Regions from separate parts of the Mus musculus genome. Here region 2 is linked to region 1. Evidence: chromatin contacts called from ENCODE Hi-C or POLR2A ChIA-PET data. All regions are on one chromosome and are shown on one strand. The core of a region is the stretch at or near the end of the contact, and the rest is flanking DNA. Distances in the headings are between cores, read along the strand shown.

What was found. Hi-C counts contacts between places; a loop is a spot of excess contacts on that map. ChIA-PET counts read pairs that join two places held with the same protein, here RNA polymerase II (POLR2A).
Region 2: a map of v-Abl transformed pro-B cells shows a loop between it and region 1 (3-fold over the local background). The contact joins the promoter of Ndufb4 here to the promoter of Polq in region 1. A Hi-C loop is called at or near these places in 1 of 37 maps with a recorded cell type or tissue (v-Abl transformed pro-B cells). POLR2A ChIA-PET finds 5 or more read pairs at or near these places in 1 of 5 experiments (Patski).

The regions. Positions count from the first base shown.
Region 1 is chr16:37,010,526-37,013,053 of GRCm38, reverse strand. Polq (polymerase (DNA directed), theta) reads right to left here and starts at 1,268. Exons shown (of 30, transcript NM_029977.2): 1 at 995-1,268. The coding sequence starts at 1,154.
Region 2 is chr16:37,653,107-37,655,634 of GRCm38, reverse strand. It overlaps Ndufb4 (NADH:ubiquinone oxidoreductase subunit B4), which reads left to right and starts at 1,267. Exons shown (of 3, transcript NM_026610.1): 1 at 1,267-1,455. The coding sequence starts at 1,276.

The DNA of each region.
Region 1 (2,528 bases), core at 19-2,518:
TAAACCTGTTTGAATTCCTACCAAACTTAAAACACATCTTCACTTCTAGAGACCTATTAAGAAACTGATCCTATACAGAAAAATGCTAGCAATTTTTTATTTACTAGATGAAAATTTGAAAACTCTTAAGAGCCACAAACAAAAGTGTGCTATAGCTGGGCGGTGGTGGCACAAGCCTTTAATCCTAGCACTTGGGAGGCAGAGGCAGATGGATTTCTGAGTTCAAGGCCAGCCTGGTCTACAAAGTTGAGTTCCAGGACAGCCAGGCTATACTGAGAAACCCTGTCTCGAAAAAACCAAAAAGTGTGCTATACACACTGAATAAAAAGTTTGTACAGATGTGGAGGTAGAAGGGTGATTAAGCATTACAAAGCTGTTAGATGAGTTTCTCTTTACGATTTAGTACTGAGGTATCTGCATAACCAAGGGCAAAGAATTATGAAATGCACTGGTGTAGGCCTATAATCCCAACATTTACGGATAAACACCCTTGGTCCGAGATCGAGACAGCACCCAGCCTGACCTAGAGCAAGCCCTTATCTCAAAAAAGCAAACAAGAACTGGGTTAAGGTTCTAAGACAACATGTGCCTTCCAGCTTTGCTCTTTGCAGTCCAAAGAGCCTGCATCCTACACCACACCCAGAAATTTGGTACTTATATATATGAAGTTGTACCACTGGACATTTATCCTAAGCAAACCCTCGACATGGTGACAGGATCTGGCCAACTTGGAAGTTGTTTCTGGGAAGGTGTAAAGACCCAAAAACCAAAGAACGCCCATATCTACTGGGGCAGTGGTGGACTAAAACACCATCAGCTGTGCATGCTGGCCAAGAGGGAAGCCATCCCCAGGGTTGAGTCCCAGGCCGGGTACTGGATAGCAGCCCTGCCTCCAGCTATCCAGCTCCGGTGCGGGAGTGCATGGCCCTGATACTCTCGCAGCCCATCTCAACCCCTGCTGCCCTCGGCCGCGTCGGCCCCGCGGGTCGAGTACCTGTCCCTGTGAGCCTCCGGCCGCGTCCCAGCCCCGGAGGTGGACTCAGCACCGGTCCACACCGGAGCTGAGGGCTAACAAAGCTATCACCATCTCCCGAGAACGTGTCGGAGCCGGACGATGAACGCCGCCGTTTCCTACTCCGGCGCGGAAGACTCATTGCAAACAAGCTCCTCTCGACTGTTCAGGACACGACACAGTCCCATAGGCCTCCCGCGCGGGAGAACCCCAACCTAGTGACAGCTACCGCCTCCATCTTCCCGCCTCCATCTTCAAATGCAGGCCTCCCAGCACGCCCCGGAACCACAGAGTTCTCCTGGCTAGAATAACCCGACTACCATAGAGTGGTGAGGGACGGAACAGCCCGCGCTGATATCTGGCTTCCGGCCTCCGCTGGCGGCTGGGGATAGAAAAGGGGATAGAGTGCTGGAGACATTAAAAGGAACGGAGCATCTGACTGCATTCGTAGATTGTTCTAAAAACATTCCTCCTGTTTTTACTTATTTCTGGTTTGAATCGGAAGCTAATGAGTTGCCCTTATGTGAATAGATTAGGAAAGTATCTCTTCTTTACTATTGTATTGTGTTTGTTTCTTTTTTGTTTCTTCAGATTGTGTAAAAAAAAAAAAAAAAGTAGGGTTTTTTGGTAGAGCGTAATTTGTGCGGTTTTCCTCTTGTCAAATACGTGAATTAAAATAACAGATGGGGGTGGAGTAGAGGACACGCCCGGGTTAAACATTCCAGGCTGTAGACTGGTTCAGTGTCAATTATTTTGGGTTATCTCGGCCCCTTAAATAGCCACTTGTTTGGTCACACAACTCTGTCATGTTCTTGTGACTATTAAGTAAGTCGTTTGGGAATGTACGAATTTGGGAATGTAGCTTCCACCAACCCAAAAGCTAAGCATGTTATATGCATCTGAGCCTTACAGCAGAAGTTTCTCTTGATTTGCTGGATCTAACCTACCTGAAGTTTCCATTAACATCAATGTATCTTTAAACGTCTTCAGTTATAGCTCTCTTTGCTCGGAAATATAAAAACTCTGTAAAACTGCTACCACAAAACAGTATATAGAACAATTTAAATTTGTCCCTGGGGCCATAGTAACTCATATTTGTTCCAGAATAAATTTTCTTATTCCCTCTGAGTTGAGAACTGCACTTCTGTGTTGGCAGTTGATAGGGAAGGGATTATTTCTGCGGTTATATCCTGAGGATTGTATGATCAGAACTGGAGATTCTGGATAGATCCCTTTGGTGTTGAAAGAGGAGGCTCTGAAAGCACATGAGGGGTCATTCTGAACAAGGAAGTTAGTTATAGATGTGCTTTGACCAACTTCTGGACGTAAATCGGTGCCTGGTACTTGCCTAGTTCCACAGTTCATCTCACCAAGCCAACAAGTGGGTGACAAGCCTATCCTGAAGAAATTATGGCCATTGGTTTGGGGGAAGGATGTGGGGAGTGAATTTAGGAAGTGGTTAAACAATATTCTAAAATCCCACCAGAGGGAGGCATTACTCCATGAAAGAAACGCT
Region 2 (2,528 bases), core at 18-2,517, 640 kb before region 1:
GAGGTGTTTTTGTTTTGTTTTGTTTGCATTTTCACTAAGGTATTTACTCAGGAGTTTCATTCTTTATTATTTTCTGATCTACTACAGCCAGGTAAAACTTGCTCTGTAACCCCACTCTCCTTTTAAACAGTATTTTATGTCTTCAAAAGATAAGCTTATACTTAGGTGGTGAAGAACCAGTCTGCCTCCATCTTAGGTTTAAAAGCCATCTGATAGTAAAGACAAACTAAGTTAAACAAATTAACTTGATGAATTAAAGCTGTTAATTAATCAAAGATTGGGCTATGCCCCACCTGTAACCTTAACTACAAATGGTTCTGTACTGCCTGTTCCAGGAATAGCACTCACATTTTTGTTTCAAAAAGTTAATGTTTATCTTGCAAAAGGTTTGTATGGGTACCTTGTATGACTACCTGCTGTTATGACTGCCTTTGTGTCTTTGTTTCAGGAGACTAACTTATTATGCCTATATTCTGCTCCTGTAACTCCTATTTTGCCACAAATCCCCCATTTAGAACTCCTCTACCTCTGAGCTATAAAAGCCTTCCTCACATCCAATGAACCTTGCCTTAGGAGGAGGCAGGGGGAGGCAGCTCGTGTACAGGAATAAAAACCTGACTTTAATTAATCTGGACGAGATGATCTGAGTCGGTGGTCTTTCTCCTCCCATCTTTGGGGTTAACAGTGGATTGGTCCTAAAGTGGTAACCTTTAGAAAGCTTATTCTCTTTTTTGTTTGGGGTGGGGCGTAGCTAGGGAAATGTTTGAAAAGCAATTTCATTGTTTTCAATGTCTCATTTAATTCCAACAACCTTGCTAGGAGTGCAGAGTCAAGGTCATTTCTCCAGGGTAAGAAAAAGGAAATTTGGGAGACACTAATGACCTTGACTAATGACAAGGTCACCCAGGTTGGAAGAACCCACCCTGGACTGTAGGACTTCAGGAGTCACAGACAACCCAGTTTCCCAGTCTCCTCTAGTCTACTCAACTTCAGGAAATCAGTTCTGCAAACAAGTAGTAGCACAGAGAGAAAAGGAGTTTACCACCAGACAAGAGGAGGCAAAACGAGAAGCAGTGCGCACGCGCAGAATACGCGGGACGAGGGCGTGAAGGAGGATTGGCAAAGGCTCCACCCAGCCTCGAACCCCACCCCTCTCCCGCCCCTTCCTGCCAGAGCGCCTTGTGCGCGCGCAGGCGCACTTCCTGAGCCTGAAGGTCAGACTCGAGAGGGCAGCCCTCATATCCGCGCAGGCGCAGATGTGCGCCGGGAGTCAAGATGTCGGGTTCCAAGTATAAGCCTGCGCCCCTGGCCACTCTCCCCAGTACCCTCGACCCTGCCGAGTATGACGTGTCTCCGGAGACCAGAAGGGCGCAGGTCGAGCGCTTGAGCATAAGGGCCCGGCTTAAACGGGAGTATCTGCTTCAGTACAACGACCCCAAACGCGTGTCGCACATCGTGAGTGGGGCCGGGCGGGACTGTGGGCCGGGGCAGCCGCATCTCGCGTGGGCACACGCGGGGCCGCCCAGCTCCCTCCGTGTGCTGGACACCGGCCCCGAGCCGCACAGCCCTTGGCCCTTCAACTTCGGCCTTCGGCTCAGTGGTCAAAGGGATCGGACGGCTTCCCCCTTGGTTTAGAGAAACTTGTTCCACTCTGCATAGTCTCGGCTTTCTTGTCTGAAACATGGCCATAATATGGTCCTTCATATCTTTTGAGGCAGATTAACACATGACTGACTAATCTAGCACAGTATCTTCCTCGAAAAGGGCGTGCTCAAGCCCGGTTCTCCCAAGTGTACTGCATAAAAAGCTGTTTTGTGCCATTCAGCTCCTAACTCTCAAGGACACTTCTTTCTTTCTCTTGAGAATAGGGGTTGTTCAAATGAAGTGTGTTATAGAAGCTGAGGCTTTGATGCATTCGGCTTTGGAAGCAGACCTCATGGCCCCATATAATAACCAACTATGATCCCTGGGCAATTTACGTAATCCCTCTCAAACCATAGCTTTTTTGTGTTCTCGTGGAAAATGGTGTGCATCCGTCAGATTTGTGAAATCAAACAAGAAAGTACGTAGCATTACTATGTATGTAACATACATCACTAAAAAAATATTTTGGCAAGTGTGCTTTTAGACAGTTTCTTCTGTAAAAGCTGTCTAAATATCTCAAATGGGATTTTTTTTTAAATAAAGATTTTCCAACAATTGCATACATATTCTCTATCATTTTTGAAAGTTAGAACAACCAAGGGAAAGTTACACAAAGTGGTCAGGTTCAATGCTAGTCTCCAGGTGGCTCAGAATGCCAGGTCCTCCAGCCACAGCCTCACATACTGGGGTTACTGCCACTTGAAACCCATGCCTGGTCTGAAAGACATTTAAAAAAATTAAATGTCGCAGTCATTCACAGAGGTTACTGTGTTAGTCTCTTGGCTTTCTAGATGAGACTGTATGGACAGTGACACCCAGAAACAGGTCACACACCCTAGTCTGTGTGACTTATATTACCTTCTGCACAGATAGAGTATCCTCAA